Regions from separate parts of the Homo sapiens genome. Here region 1 is linked to region 2. A link is a loop called in an ENCODE intact Hi-C map of the cell type or tissue named here. Cell type or tissue: K562. All regions are shown on one strand. Links, peaks and the distances in the headings refer to the core of each region. The heading gives the core; the rest is flanking DNA. Region 1 overlaps MAP3K4 (mitogen-activated protein kinase kinase kinase 4). Region 2 overlaps PLG (plasminogen).

The links. Hi-C counts contacts between places; a loop is a spot of excess contacts. Peaks named below come from ENCODE experiments on the same cell type or tissue, not always from the same donor. Only the 100,000 strongest peaks of a DNase experiment are listed, where the experiment ranks them.
Region 1: a loop joins it to region 2, with 2.6 times the contacts of the local background. A loop is called at or near these places in 3 of 110 quality-filtered maps.

The regions. Positions count from the first base shown.
Region 1 is chr6:161,095,720-161,104,059 of GRCh38, reverse strand. It overlaps MAP3K4 (mitogen-activated protein kinase kinase kinase 4), which reads right to left. Exons shown (of 27, transcript NM_005922.4): 16 at 6,884-6,980; 17 at 5,633-5,782; 18 at 2,068-2,168; 19 at 1,281-1,361. Among named protein-coding and RNA genes, the nearest start is that of AGPAT4-IT1, 62 kb to the left of the region's middle. In K562, for the core only: CTCF peaks have their summits at 2,349 (motif pointing left) and 3,767; no DNase peak of the experiment used is centred there.
Region 2 is chr6:160,728,753-160,737,092 of GRCh38, reverse strand. It overlaps PLG (plasminogen), which reads right to left. Exons shown (of 19, transcript NM_000301.5): 11 at 5,861-6,042; 12 at 5,200-5,348; 13 at 3,005-3,098; 14 at 86-206. Among named protein-coding and RNA genes, the nearest start is that of PLG, 31 kb to the right of the region's middle. RefSeq lists a silencer at 3,825-3,904. In K562, for the core only: CTCF peaks have their summits at 3,862 and 5,969; DNase peaks (open chromatin) are centred at 3,832 and 5,962.

The DNA.
Region 1 (8,340 bases), core at 276-8,275, 370 kb before region 2:
ACTTGACCACAAAGTACTTGATTTGAAAAATATGGCAAAGACCTGGTATCCGTGGGAACTGCTGATTACATGTGAGCCACTGAAGAAACTGTCTTCCTGTCACCTGGCTCAAGCCTAGGAAAACTCCCCCACTTGAACCCTCAACACACACCTACTCTGTCACCAGGCTTGTCAGTGGTTGCACCAAAGTTGTTTCTTGCTGCCATTACCTCTTTTAAATCCCACATTAGTCCAGTATCGTATTATTTATACTGAATTTCTGCAATGGCATTTTAACCAATCTGCCCACTTTCTCCTCAATTCTGGCTAGCAGACTATACTATCTCAGCGTCTTACTCATCCCCAGCCTCCCACATCCCAAACACACCAGCTGCTCAAGAGCCTCTGGGGCTGCCCACCACCTCTGGGCAAAGCCTTCATTACTTAGGCAGTCACTGATGGCTGTCCATGATCTGATCTCCCCTCACTCTCCAGTTTCTCCTGCATTGGCATCTGCGCCCAGTGGCTCTCCCCTGTAGTCACGAGGCCTCTGGGTGCACACTTCCTTCTATTCCTTGCCTCCTGGCTTGCTGCAGACCTGCCATCCCTTCAAAGGGCCAGCCCAGTCTCCTCCCTCCACAAAATCCTTCCAGACATCTCTAGGCCTTGGAAGACAAATACTCTTCTGGTCAGTCACACAAAGTTCAAAGGGAAGCTGCCATGGAGTGCGCTAGACTTGAGACAAGTGCCTTCTGGTCCTCACCCTCTCATTTACTACCTTGGCCAAATTATTGGGCTGCTTAGAAACTATCATTTATAAAAAGAGAACATCTATTTTGCCTACTGCTCAATATTGTTGAGCAAAAAAAGACATGAAAGCATTTTATAGATCATTAAATACTAGACCAATGATTTTTCTGCTATTTGTTCTTTTGATAATATTAATCACATGCTTCGTAAGTTCTTTCCCTCAATGTCTAATTTATGAATGGTTATTTCACAAATGTTTATTATACTCCTACCATGGACAAAAAATTATGCTAAGTTGCTTTAAGAATATAAAGATGAGTAAAACATATTATAGACCCAAAGGAGCATGTAGTTTGTTACTAGAAATAGGAAATGTACACAAACACAGTACATGATAGAAAGTGATGTCAGAGCTGTGAGATCACAAAATAGTAATGGAGGAGGCCTAATAATTCAGAAGCTAAATCAAGTTTTACCTGAAACTGCTCCCCTTATGTGTAATCGTGTTTTTTTTTTTTTTTTTTTTTTAACTTCAACACTCTTTCTCTCACCTTTACTCTGGCTGATTAGTGTCCGAAGTTCCCAACTTCTTCTTGTGGACCCACTTGAATCTCCTCTTGGATATGCTGGTTCTGCAGGAAGTTATTTTTATACAAATTAAGATTTATGAAATAAATATGCTTATTTGAGAACAACTGAAAGGAAAGGTAATGGTTAAAAGCAACCTGTTTGCCTTTCTGGTTATTAATTTTTAGTGTGTTTGATGTAGGTGTGAGAAACTATCTTTGCAATCAATTCTAAAAATTGCACCAACTAAGAAGTTAATGGGGTTACAGGATTTTAACTACACTCATCTTTTCACGAGTAACAGACAACAGAATACTGTGCAAAAAGTGGATTCCTTAGGGACTTCATTCAAGATGTTAGCTTCAGGAGCCCCAGCCCTACTCCAATGGAAGCAGCAATGTGGTTCCTGAGGGCTGCATTATAAATAAAACTTTCACATACGATCAACAAACACAGTGTCACTTTTGTATTTTTTAAATGAATAAAAGTATTCAACAGTTAAAATATCTAGAATAATAATATTTTTAAAGCAACAAAAGTAGACCTATAAAATGCTAACAGGGCTAAAAAGGCATCTGTATTAAAAGGCCAATGTGCTCAGCAGTAAGTCTTCTCATAAAGCTCTGTGCTTCTTACTCTTCATTCCTTTAGAAAGGACCAAAAAAAGGAATCTTCAAGGAATCCTCATAAAGGCATTAACAACAGAAACTGGTGAACTGAGACAAATGATTAGACTGGTTGTGAATGCAGCTAACACCTTAAAACACTCACCATCTCGCTCCTCCGTGGGGCTTGAGTGACGACTCAGGGACCTAAACTGCAATTCAGCAGCTATGGAAGCCAATCGATCATTTTCAGGAACGCTGGAACCCCTGTTTTAATATTTTTAATAATTGAGCTATCAATTCAATAGAACTTAAAATGAAAGATCTGCGAGATTTTTCTAGAGCAATAATTCTCAACTGGGGGCAACTCTGCCTGCCAGGAACAACTCTGCCTCCAGCAATGTATTAGACACTTTTGGGAGGGTGCTACTGGCATCTAGTGGGCAGCGGAAAACGCACAGGACAGACCCACCAGAATCAGCCCCCTAAGTGAACAGCGCTGCTGTGGAGACCGTCCTCTGGAGTCTGTTAGAGCTCTAGAGTCTGGAAGGAGGGCTCCATTTTCATCTCTCCATAGCCAACACCCGAGCCTGAGAGCACCTGCCTGCATAAAACCTTGTCTTATATTAACAACAGAAATAAAAACACAACACTATTGAAATGTTACTGACATGTGAAAAGCTCCATAACTTAAGCCCAGGGTGAATAAAACTGTTATTAACCAAATCTTGCTGATCTTTAAAGTTACCATCAAATTATATTTATGTACTTAATTACATTTAAAGTACTAAAATCATTTCATGGTCCAAAAGATTCCAAATCTCTCAGTAAGAAAATGGAAGGGAATACCTAAAGGTTTCTCAAGCAGTAGCCAAGCAAAAGTGCAAAAGAGCAGGAAGCTTAATATATTAAAGAACAAAGTTAATGAGGTGCTTTTCCAGAATAAAGTGAAATGTTCAGCAACCAGAATGAACCCATAAAGAGTAAAAATTAAAACTAAATAGGGAATGTGTTAAAATTGTAATTCGAATAATCAAAGAACCTCAAATAAATATGGCATTAGTTTATTAAAGTCATTTAGTATATATTTTTAAGTGAATGGTATAATGAAGTATGGTAGCATTTATGCTCTTATTATACATTGATAGGTTGAAGGCAACATGATCTATTGCACAGACATTTACAAATTATAAAATATGCATTTTTTTCTGGTATTTCCCTAAGCCCTCAAATCTAGTATAGCACTTGTTAAGTCTGAAGTGATGGGGACATTTCTACTGCCATATAGTTCATAAAAAATTCGGCACTATCTGACGGGAAAACCACTGGTGTTGAAGTGAGGAAGCCTACTCCACTCCTAAGCAGCAACAAAGACCACTGGTGAGACCAAGAAGTCACTAAACACCTCTAATTTTTCCGATTTCCCACAAGTGAGACTAGCCAATTCCATGTCCTTAAGAGATTTTTGCACGGGTAAAAAGCAAGAACATATACTCATGAAGTGGCATATTGGGGAATGTTGAACGACTAGCTCTGGTGGGGGATGTCGGGGATGGGGAGGTGGGTTGTAGAGTTTGCCAATTTCTGTGGTATAACAACTTGCAAAATTTCTCAAACATTCGCCATCAGCTCTTGAGAGCCAGCAGGAGCAAGCCTCAGCAAGAGCACCACTGCAAAGTGTTTTTACAAACGATGATAAGATAACTTAAGCCCAGAACAGATATTTCCTAGGTCAAGTAAAATCAATTAAAAATACTTATTGAAACCTCTAGGGTCAAGTGAAGTTGAACTTTGATGTATCTGTAAGACGGGCAAGGGCTACACCCCATGGCTGTGGCAGGGATGCACACACTGGTGTCATTCTGCCTCCCCGTGGCACATTCACAAACCCACAGCTGTGTTGAGACACAAGCCCTTGGGTATGTGAAGTCTGCCTCGGGAGCAGTGGGCCGAATCCACCAGTGACTCACGGGCCCATGAACCAGGCTCACTGTGAAGGCACTGAGGCTTACGCAGGGCTTGAATGCAGGAGGGAGTCTGGTAACCACCCCACACCTCTTCACGTGGCTGTGCTCTTCTCTACCTACCATCTCACACACACAGACGGTCATAAAGTAAACGGGAATCCTGAGTAAAAAATGTCCTTCAAGATACCATGCTATGATACTATTAAAATTTCTAAACATCAACGATTGTCTAAGTATGTACAAACTTAAGATGAATACTTATGAAATGCTACTGATAAGCGTTTAAGATGAAATGCTGAAAAACTGCTTCTGCAAAGACTAAACTCCATGAAAAGGGTAACTGTAGTATTTAACTCTTATACTAAAATACACATAATGTACCACACCACCAACTTACAAATGCCTTAAAACACAGTGCATCAACCTTTAAAAAGAGGGAGGTCACTCCCTATTGTCCAGTTCGGGAGCAGTCTCATGTGAACATGGACACAGCAGGTGTGGGATGCAGGGGGCACAGGGTGGCCAATGCCCTCCTCAATTATGACTGTGTTTTAGGCCAAATCACTTCTCTTCAGTCTGTACTGTATGAATAAAGAAGACAGTTTTGGCAGCCCTCACAGGGATATAAAAGCATATATGAAGATATTTGCCATGAAAAGCTCTAAACGTAAAAACTAGGAAGCTAAATGGGAATTTGTTCAATGTTGTTAATTTTTTTAGTTGACTGCTTAAGCTGTAAAATGCTTTGGTACTTTTTAGGTTATAGACATTTCTCACTAAAATTTAGAAGTATTAATTATTTTAATGAGTGAAATGACTGCAAATATTTGTAGAAATTTTAGACTGTTACTAAAGTAAGTGTAAAAACATTTTAGTCTGTTTTAAAATCTAAAGCCAGGCATCATCTTCCTGTTAACTCTACTATTTTCTCCTCGGGGCTGAACACAGAGCCCTGGGTTCTATCAGAAGTTGATCTTTTTAGATCACATACCCCCAATCTACATAGTTTGGTTTGACTTGCATTGGAAGATGGGAATACTGACAGCGTTCCTCCTACTTAGGTACAAGTGTGAAATTGAGAGAGAACAACAGCTCTTCCTCCACTTAGGATAGGAGAACATGATGAAATCCTCTGCCAAAATATAACCAGAATGGGAAAACCTACAAGACCCTCCTTACTTACACAAAAGACAATGCGAGACTTAATTGTTCTGGGGCTTGCCAAGTTGTCTGAGAGTTCTCTCAAGTACTGATCTGTTCTCCATATGACATACAAACCCCATGAACTCATTTTTCCACTTCTATAAACTACTTCTAATCAACAATTATTTAAAATAGAGTATTTGGCTAGAAAACTGATCTTCCCAAAAAATAAAATGTTACCACATCAGATCATTAACTAGATGCCATCTTTTAACCACCTTGTGACTCCAGGCTCTCTCTGTGAGGCAAAATGCTCATGTCCCCTTCTGTTGTGGACCAGTCCTTTCCTATGATACTCCATCAAGTTATTCTTCGCAAAGTCTTTAGTCATTTTGGCTAATATCAGCTCCAAAGAAATACTGACATCAGACAGTTATCCATTCGTGTTGGTCAGTGCCAGAGCCTCTGGGCCGTGACAACCTGCGGAAGGCCCTAGAGCATCACTCACACGCCACAGCAAAGAAGCCCAACCACAGCCGGCACACACCCTAACACTATGGTTGCTGTGTAAGCGCATGTAAGGGGTGGTGAGGGTACGGGACACTGGTGGGGTGAGACTACCTGGTATCATGGGCACTGCTGATGGATTTGGGCAGCACAGAGTCACCACCAGAGGGGCTGGGCCGACTGGCAGCAACAGCAGCAGCAGCAGCAGCAGCAGCAGCAGCAGGGCTGCCATGGCTCCGCGCGTCGGAAGGCATGCTCCGAGTGCTAAGACAAGAAGAAAAGCTTCAGGAACACATGTGAGAAGAGGGAACGGACTTGAAAATTGTTTTCAATTAAAAATAAAATATGGCAAGGGGGTGAAATATATTTAAAAATATAAAATGCAAATTGTTCTTTGAGATTTGAGTCTAGGTGTAAAAAAGAAAAAACCTAACTTCAAAGCTTTTCTTTTTTTTGAGACAGCATCGCACCCTGTTGTCCAGGCTGGAGTGCAGTGGCGCAATCATAGCTCACTGCAGCCTTGACCTCCTGGGCTCAAGTGATCCTCCTTGCCTCAGCCTCCTGAGTAGCTGGGACTACAGGCACGGCCACCATACCCAGCTATTATCTTTGTTGTATTTTTTGTAGAGATGATGTTTTGCTACGTTGCCCAGGCTGTTCTCCTGGGCTCAAGTGATCCTCCCGCCTCGTCCTCCTAAAGTGCTGGAATTACAGGCGTGAGTCACCGCACCCCGGTCCCCTCAAAGCTTTAAAAAAAAAACAAAAAACTGTGGTCCTTATCTAGCAAATATTGTCAAATAAAATTAAACTTTTAAAAACTGATTATACAGGCGAGAGAAGGTGCTCACTACCTCAAGATGCAGAAATGCCACCACATTCAAGGCAGTTATCGTGAATGTACTATAGTTTCTGAATTCACTTAGTGTTTAAGTTGCTTTGTAATTACATATGCAGATAAAAATTGAATCTGGAAAGCTCATTCCAGTTTTTCTCCACTTTTAGTGATATTTAGTATGTTTTCAAATGTTGACTACACTATCCATATTCAAATTTGTTTTCTGAAGGTTATTTTTCAAAGGCAGGAAAGGAAAAAATGACTCCACAGCCAGAAAGCATGTAGTAGCTTGAGGTTATAAATAAGCTGAGAAACGAAGTTATCTTGAAAGGCACAGGTCTGTTTTAAATTTGCATGTCTTTTTCTTTTGCGACTAAAGGTTTCAAGATAATGCAAGTAAGAGCTTTTACGTACGAACAATGCAGAAAAGGTATTTAGCTCTCAGAGCAAGCATCTAGTAGTTTCAAAAGTATGAGCATGCATATCGGAGGGCACTCTGTAAAGCAAATGACTAGATAAGCACCAAATACCTGAATCCCTCTGGAGTGGGGATAATGAGGTGTGGGTTAGGAGGGTCACTATGGCATCGAGGTACCTTCATAGGACGGGGGCTGTTCCGATGAATGGCTGCCAGCAAAAATGGCAACAAATGCAACTTGTTAATATGGTCCACAGAAAATCATCAAACCAAACAGTCAAATGGAAAATAGAATGTCACTTATTCTGGCCAATGACCAAGGTAAGTCCATTTATATAAGTAAAAAATAATATTACATATACAAATATTATGGAAAATGTCACTTTTTAAAAGTCAGTAAAGCCCTATTATATATTAACAGTTTTCTCCATCAAAAAACATTTTTAAAAATCCTGGAGTAAAACATACATAATGTAAGCTAAACAAATGATTTAACCCATTTTAGAGATACATGAAAATGTGGTATCTCCCTAATAAAAAGGAGTTCTTTATGTTGTCTACACGTTAAAAAGATTGTGGTCACTGGCGACATTTCAAGAGGTCCTGCCTTTGAGGTCACTGTCATTGTCCTGAGTGCATGGAGTTTTATTCAGTTCCTTTAAACCAGATCAGGTAGATTTAACTGAGTCATTTTTTTCAAGAGCATGTTTTCTTCTCTTTTTCTTTTATTCTGGTAATAGGTAAATATGAATAAAATTTAAAATAAAAATTTAAAACTAGATAAAATTTAAAATTAGAGATCTTACCTAGTGATTACAAATATGCTGATAATTCCACTTTCCCAATAACTAGATGTCAGTATTAGTGGACATGCGTCATATTTTGCCTACTCTCCGTAACATGCTTTTCTCTTCTTCACTTTTACCACTCTGTTTTAACCCTCCTTAGTATTTTTTTAATGTCATAGTTTCTCTTCATGTTAATAATTTTAGTTTATATATGTTTTATCCCAAATAGGTTTTATCCTAAATGGAAATCCTGTTTCTTCATGATTTTGTTTCCTATTAATAAGGGGAAACAAGAGAGACAGAAGTAGTAAAAATGGAGAGATCTGAAGTTCCCTTACAGAACTTACAAAACAAAACTTAAGGGATTGTTAACAAAAAACCCTCAGGCAATTTGTGTCTCTGATTCATTATCCTAGCTATTACAATGGCAAATGGAAGAAATTCAATAGTAACAAATGGAAGAAATTCAATAGTAACAAAGGTTAAAAAAAAACAAAAGATTTGGTGAGTCTTTAATTGAGCAAAGATACTGGGAACTAGTCAAAAATTAGTAAAAATTTTCCTACAAATAAAGACATTCTGTTTAAAAAACCATGTGCACATGTTTTGCATGAAACAAAACAATTATTTTAATAGTAGGTATATGTAACACTGCAAAACTTTCCACTTCATTGGAAAGAAAATTCAAATAGCTAATAAGCAAAATGGATGTTCAAATTTCACTACTGGTAAACACTGATTATAGAGATGCTTTTCACAGCCAAAACAAACAAAAGCCCAT
Region 2 (8,340 bases), core at 272-8,271:
CTGTGTGGATTTTATGTAAATGTAGAAGGGTTTTGCAGGGCTTACGTGGAGGGACAGTATAAATCGTTTCTGGGCCTGTTCTTACCTTGTTCTAAGACTGACTTGCCAGGGCCAGGAATGTGGGTGGGCCACACACCCCCCTACAACCCTTCCAGGACATTTCTTCGGCTCCACTTGAGGCTTCCCACAATCAAATGAAGGGGCCGCTGTGGCACAAGGTGGGAAAGAAATCCCATTTGAGACAAGGTAGCAATTTTGTGGTGTAATTCGAGACAAATTCCAAGCACTGAGTTTTTGACATCTTAAAGGCCGAACTAAATAGTAAAATCATCATCTTTTGGAACATTTTCTCTAAGTTTCAAAAGTGGTAGTAGACAACACAGGACCCTCTCTTTTCAAGAAAATATAAGCACTTTGTAATTATTTTGTTGGAGAAGTGATCAAACAGACTGGTATAGTTTAGCATCAGAATGAGATATTTTCTGAGAAAACCTTGATTGGGACAAATGGTTATTTGTCATTGTTATTCTGACTCCATGCAGTATGTTTAGAACATGATGCCATCCTTCCCATAATCATCATCATCACCATCACCATCTAAACCATGTAAAGTTTACTGAAAACCATAATTGTCATCACTGCTGAAAGGCACAAAGGTTTATTTTTCCATGTGAGTCTCTGTGTGTGCACGTGTGTGTGTGTGTGTATGTGATTGTATGTAGCAAGGATTACTGTCCTAAGTTGAAATGTTGCCTTCTGTCAGCCAGCTTCAGGACAGCTCCTCTGGGGAGCCTCCCATGACTAACCAACGGCCGTGGGGGTGACTTAAACATATGACTTTATTCTTCTTTTCCTCCTCCCTGCCTTCTCTCTGTAGCCAGCCCACAGGGTCTCTGGAGGTAGGGACAGTGTCCCATCTTTGGTACCATCCACCAATGCCTACAACAGTGCAGGGGCTGCAGAGGGTATTCAAAAATGCTTCTCTGTTGTCTCCAGCCCTTCAAGGTCTTCACAAATGTAAATGTTAATATTTTAAATAATTGTTCATACAATTATTAGTAACAACTGTAAGAGGAAATTCCTTCCCAACCAACCAGAGATTCTATGCTCTAGTGAATCTGGAACCTGGGTTTTCCAAATAACTTTACATTTGCCATGGGCTGTTCTGAGAATCTATCTATGGAAGCCTTTTTTTAAAAAAAGAAGCAAGGCATAGAATGCAATCATCTTCTCTAGTGCTGAGCTCAATTTCTGCTAGTATGCCTTACATACAGTAGACATGCATCGTTGTACTAAAAGAGTAACTACAGAAATGATGGTACCCTGCTCCTACTATTCAAAACAAAACTGAATGTTTCTATTTATTTTTGCTTATTATTATTTGTACTGTATATGTTGGTGGAAAGGAAATAGTTATTAAAATCATTCACCACCAGAGGCTCTAGCTTTCTCAAGCACGAGTCAAACCTGAATAAACCATATCCTTCTGCATGAAACAGTCCTCAGGATTTCCAAGTGTCTGATGGGAACGCTTCTCACCAGGCTTGGGGTTAACCTCACTTGTCTCACATCAAGGTTAGGTGGGGGACCTCACAGTCCTTTGGGAAAAATCTTGTTCCCATTCTTCCTTCTTTCTCCAATCTCTAAGAACCTGATTCTTGTACATCCTCAATGTGGGTGAGGACACCAGAATTGCACCTGGGAAACTACTGCACTTCCCTTCCATGGGAGTCAAAGGTGCATGAGTCCCAGGCACGGTAGTGGGGTCTGAGGCAAGAAAATCAGTCTGGGCTCAACTTCAAGGCAGCCTGTCAAGGATAGAGAGCCCGGGCAGTGAGAGGCAGTGGTGTGTACCAGATGGGGCCAGAAGTGGAGAACTGGAACTGACTCCATCGAGGGACTTTGAGTTAGAGGTGCCACCAAGATGCTTCTGCAGAAAAAGTCAGCTATCAACTCATGCTAAATCCAGAGATCACAATGCCGCATTACAATAATATTGGCCAAGTAGAATCTTTCATACCATCCTAACCCCTCCTTCCTCCCTCTTGGTGTCCCTAGGAGAAGCCCAAATGCGAAGCTGGGCAGTGTGGCTCCCATGATCTTCATCACTGCCCTGTACCACCTTCCCAGGCAATCTCAGGATGCTGGTCTTCAGTGGACTTGGAGGCCAAGCTCCTTCCCCCAGCTCAAGGTCCCTCCACATGGCAGACCCAACCACAAGCAACCAAATTATGCATAGGAGAAGTCCAGGGTGGTTTTCTGTAACTAGGACAAATTGATTGGTCAGCAGAATGTTAAATATGGGACAATTCCAAGTAGCTTCCTTTCTTTTTTTTTTTTTTTTTTTCAGAAATACCCATGGATTTGTTATTCCAATTCTTTAAGAACTAATGTCAACTCCCCTTCCCCTGATCCAAGCCTCATACTCCCAACAAGAGTCTCAGAGCAATGAGGATGGAACCCAACAAGCAGTCTCTAAGCTATGTCACTAATGTGACTTGTGAGTAGTAAACTTATAAGAAAGGCCATCTGGGGCTAAAGAGCTGCACTACCTTTCATTGAATTCCTAGGATGGCCATCTGAGGTTTACAATGTGCGTTACATGCTTACCTGTTTCCTGCTGTTTGTATTTTCTTTCTTACTTCTCAGCTGTGGAAAGGGAAAGTTTTTCATCCGAATGACTCTAAATTTTTCATGCATCCCACGCTAGACATGGCAGCATTCAGTGGGACCATCCTGGGGCTGACTAGATTACCTCTAAGCTTGCTCTTTGGGAATTTTACATTTATTTTATTTATGTGTGCCTGGGGCGATGGGCAGGTGTTCCTCTAACAAATGTGGCCAATAGTAGGGCAGATTCAAGATGCCCATGATGAAGAGTGGGGTCTGATGGAGAGGGCAGCTATCTCCTCCCCAGAAGCAGTCTGCTCAGAAGCCCTTTTCCTTTTTTGTTGCAAATCCATATTAAGTAAGCAGTTTCCTTACCAAAAAGAAGGCAACCTACCACACTGAGGGACATCACAGTAGTCGTAAAGTTTTCTTGGATTTGTCGTGTAGCACCAGGGACCACCTACATCACCATCAGGGTTACGGCAGTACTGAAAACAAGAAGGCATGTAAGCTCCAGCTCACGTGGGGCAGGAGAGGGAGAAGGTGTTCCAAGGCTCACGCATTTCATGTCTATCCTTAGAAGACATAAAGGAGTGTTTCTTTTTCCTTCCTTCTTTTTTTTTTTTTTTTTTTTTTCTGAGGTGGAGTTTTGCTCTTGTCGCCCAGGCTGGAGTGCAGTGGCATGATCTCAGCTCACTGCAACCTCCATCTCCTGGGTTCAAGCGATTCTCCTGCTTCAGCCTCCTGAGTAGCTGCAACTGCAGGTGCACGCCACCACACCTGGCTAATTTTTTTTTCTATTTTCAGTAGAGATGAGGTTTCACCATTTTGGCCAGGCTAGTCTCGAACTCCTGACCTCAGGTGATCTGCTTGTCTCAGCCTCCCAAAGTGTAGGGATTACAGGTGTGAGCCACCATGCTCAGCCTCTTCTTCCTTTCTATTATTATTATTATTATTTTGGCAAAGTTATTTTTTGAATGCTCTAAAGCCGTCCTTCCTGTGCCCCTGTTCAAAAGGAGCTATGAGGCCACACCCCTGGACAGGGAGTGGTGACCCTCGGGGGTCTTTGGAGAATGGGTCTCCCTTCAGGAGCCTGACCCAGTGGAGGCCTTAGAGCCCCAGCACCAAAGGACAGTGGGACATCATTGATGTGCATTGTCCCTGGAGGGCTCAGCGCTCTCCTACCCGATGAAGCCTGTTTGCTGTTGATTCAGAAACATTTATTTCCATGCATTGTGCGCCCTCTATGGGGCAAGACACAGAAAGGCAGTGTTGTCCTCCCCTTCATATGACACTGTGGTAGAATAAGAAACGTATATTTGGTCTCTGCCCCCCAGTTCCTGACACGGAGCTCCTAAATCCCTTGGGGGTTCCTGAGTGAAGGGAGCATCTTTTGTTTGAATGAAGCAACTCTTGGTGGGTTCTTGGATAGTCTCAGGATGGGGCTGGTTGCCAAAGGAACCAACCATGTGATTGCAGGGTTGGAACTGTTCAGCCCCCCACGTCCAACTTCCAGGGAGGGAACAGGAGCTGAAGGTGAGCTGGTCTCCAATGGCCAACGATGTATTCAACTGTGCCTCTGTAATGAAGCCTCCATAAAAACCCAGCAAGACTGCACTTGGAGAGCTTCTGGGTTGCTGAACACTTGGGGTACCGGGGGCTGGTGCACTGGAGAGGGCATGGAAACTCTGAGCCCCTTCTCACATGCCTTGCCCCGTGCATCTCTTCTGTCTGGCTGTTCACCAGGATCCTTTGTAATATCTTTTATAACAAATGGGTAAATAAAAGTAACGTGTTCCCCTGAGTTCTGTGAGCCACTCTAGCAAAGTAATCAAGTAGAAAAACAGATTTTTGTCCAGTTGGGCAGAAGTACAGGTCACCGCCTGGAACTTGGGATTGGCATCTGCAGTGGGGCGGTCTTGTGGGACTGAGCCTTAACTTATGGGATCTGACACTGTCTCCAGATAGAGTGTCAGCACTGAGTTACATTGTAGGACACCCAGCTGGTATCTGCTGGAGACTCGCTTGGGGTGTGAGGAGAAATCCCCCCACATCTGGTGTGAGAAGTGTTATGCTGCATGGGTGTGAGAGTGGGGGAACACAGACACTTTGGTTTTTCCTATATCTCAGTCTTCCCTATTCATAGGCCCCAAAGTAAACCATCGCAGAGAATGCATGAGGCTAAGGGAAGTCCCATGGTGACCTGATGGCCCATCCAAATTTTTTCTCGAAAAATCTGACTTAAATTTCATAAAGGGCATCTTTGATTACTGGAACCTAGCATACAAACACTAGAAACTAGAGACAGTCCCCAATAATGGAAACTTTAAAGAAATGTCACTAAAGGGAAGAGGCCTGAGAACCCTCACATGTGTGGAGGTTTCCTGGCCTGTGCTGCTTGTACTTTCCATACTAAGGCCAATTATATTCTAGCTTAGCCCCCTGATGCCTTTCCAATATTTTCTTCTGTCCCCTCTCCCCCATTACAAAAAAGAGCAGTCCAGGTCAGATTTTCTGTAACACAGAACCAATTCTGTTTGCAAAGATTGGTGAGCAAAAGGCCAAAGAGTCCAAATCAAAGTGGCTTACATTTTTTTCCAGACCCGCCCGTGGATTTGTCTCTGGAGTGAAAATGCTGTGTCTATGGGGCTCCTGGGCAGCCCAGTCCTGGCATGGCGTCCCAGTAACAGTGGTCGCCCTCTTGCCTCGGTATCCTTTCCCATTCCCAAACATACAGTCTGTACAGGGAAAAAATGGATGATTATGAAGAGCCACAGAGACCCAGGATGATATGGAATCAATACAGTCATGTCAGGTTTCTCTAGGATGACAGAATCAGGGGCCACATTCCTCAGAAACTGCAATGCTGAAGACTGCAATGAACGCTGCCTACCTTAAGAAATTACTGGAGATGCTTACTGGCTTGGAAAGAATCACACATATGGCAGCATGATAGAATACGAATTTGGACTGGGATACTGAGATAACCCATTTTAGAACAAGGTGAGTGGTTAAGTTGAGCACCTTGGAGGGTTTGCACCTGTCCTAAAGGCACAGCCCACTCACGTTGTGCCAAAAGTCACACCTCTGCCTCCTTGAGAGAGTGCACTGAGGCTTCCTTCCACATGGCAGACCCTCTAAAAACACTTGATTTCTCGTGTAGCATGGAAGGTTTCTGCATCAGTGAGATTTTCCATGGCTTTTCATCCCAGCGTCCAAGTGTGTAGATGTCCAGCCACAGATTTCTTACCTTCTTCGGAAGGAGTCTCTACATCTGGAAGCAGGACAACAGGCGGAGGTGCTACAACACTCGCTTCTGTTCCTGAGCATTTTTTCAGGTTGCAGTACTCCCACCTGACGCTGGGGTCTGTGGTAAAACACCAGGGGCCTTTATCGGCATCTGGATTCCTGCAGTAGTTCATTGTCAGGCCACTGGAAATTCCAAAACAATACAGGTCACAAGAGGTGGGAGAATATTCAGGGGCACCCAGCACCCTCTACATTTTGTTCTAACAAAGTGTTAACAAGTGGCTTTGAAATATTCCCATTATAGGTACAATAATGTTGTAACAAACAAAAATGGTCCTCAACTTCTAAACAACTGTGTACATTTCAAAGACAGATTTTAATTTTTCTTTAAAAAATCAAAAGTAGTATATGCTCCATATAAAAACTCAGATCATACATAAACATGTAAATAAAAGGATCAGAATATCCCCCTCCCACCTTCTGCCAAATACATTTCTCAGGAATAACAGGTACAGATTTTAAAGTGCATATTTTATATTTTTATGCACATAAAAGTATATCTCTAACTGTCTAGCTCTCTGTATTTCTCTCTATAGGACTGTATTGTGAAATGTGCATTGGAACTAAAATACATTTCTCCAAGGAGAAAATGACATCCAAGATGGTATCATTCCCAGGCCAGTCACCTTACTCTAAGTACTCACAGTGTAACTAAAGGGATCTACTTTTACTATGAAAAACAACCACGAAAAATAGTGTTACTGTCAATACCGTATCAGGTGTGTCAAGTGGGTTTGTTTCTGCAAGACGTATCAAAGCCACCCTGGGAAACTAGCTCCCAGGCAGGATGCCATTTCTCTAGGATGGGTTCCTGGGCAGGACATCCTCTCCTGCTCTCAATCCATCCTCTGCTGGCCACTGCCACTCCAGGTCTGAGGGAATGGGGGATGAGTTGGAAGAACAGTGGGACTCAAGATATAAAGGGAGACTATGGGATCTGAAGAGGTCGGGCAGCTACGGAGGAGTCCGAAAACAACGGAGTAATAGTCAAAGCAGGCGAGGACCCCGGGCTGGGGGGGATCTTGGAGAATGTGCTCCCCCTCATGCCTCCCAAGAATGTTGCTCCAACCTCTCAGAATCCTCACATTCATGACCTGTGGCTGTCTGAGAAAACGGGAAATGTATTATGTACCATGGGAATGCAACATTGTCTCTCTAGCGACTCTACACATGTGATCTAATCTCAAGCCCAGACACCCCATTTGAGGAAGTTCATAGTCTAAGCAACTGGATGTGTTAAAAGGCTGAGCATTTGAAACAGATTTCCACTCTCTTCAGTTGAGGTATACTTTTACATAGTGTGAAATGCACAGATCTTAAATGTTGTTTGGTGAGTTTTGATGATCACCTATACTTGTGTAAACCACACTCCCATATGATACAGAACACTTCCATTACTCTAGAAACACCCTGTGTCACTGCTCATTCAATTCCTGCTACCCTCTTCCCACTGCCAGAGGGAAATACTATTGGTTTCCTTCACTAAAGATTAGTTTTACCTCTCCTCAAACCTGATATAAATGGGCTCATACAGAATGTACACTTATGTATCTGCCTCCTTTCCTTAATATATTTTTGAGTTCCATCCATCCTATTTGAGAGGATCAGTCACTTCTTCATTTTAATTGCTTAATAATATTCCATTATATGAATAGATCACAAATTATCGATTCATTTTCTCATTGATTGACCTTGTAGTTGTTTACAGTTTGGGGTTATAATAACTAGAGCTGCTGTGAATATTCTTGTAGATCTCTTTGTGGACTTCTGTTTTCATTTCCATGGGGTAAATATTCAGGAATAGAATTGCAGTTTTTTGGGGTAGACTCATAGTTATTTAACTTTATGGAAAACCAGCATACTGTACTTTAACCAGCGTATGCGAGAGCTGCACATCCTCGCTCCACATCAGTGACAGCACTTATTGTTGTGTCTTCTTAATGATACCCATGCCCATTAAGTGTTGGTGACATCTTGTGATGGTTATAATTCTTATATCTTTGATGGCTAAAATGTTGAGCATTTTTTCAGGTGCTTATTGTCCATCTGTCCATCGTTCCCTGAGAAATTTCCTATTCAATTCTGTTGCCCATTTTAATTAGGTTGTTTGTCCTCTGATTAGTGAGTGGGAGAAACGTTTATACTCTAGATACAAACCATTTGTCAGATATATGGATGGAGAGAATTTTTATTCCAGTCTGTTACTTACCTACTGATTTCTTAACAATGACTTTTGATGAACATAATTTTCATTTTATGAAAGCCCAAATTATAATTTATTTTCTTTTAAAGCTAGTGTTTTCTGGGTCCTGCCTGAAAAAAATTTTGCCTTCCTCAAGTTTGTGAAAATATTATATATTTTCCTGGAATTGTTTTATTTCAGCTTAAGTTTTAGCTCTTACATTTAGATCTAGGAGCTTT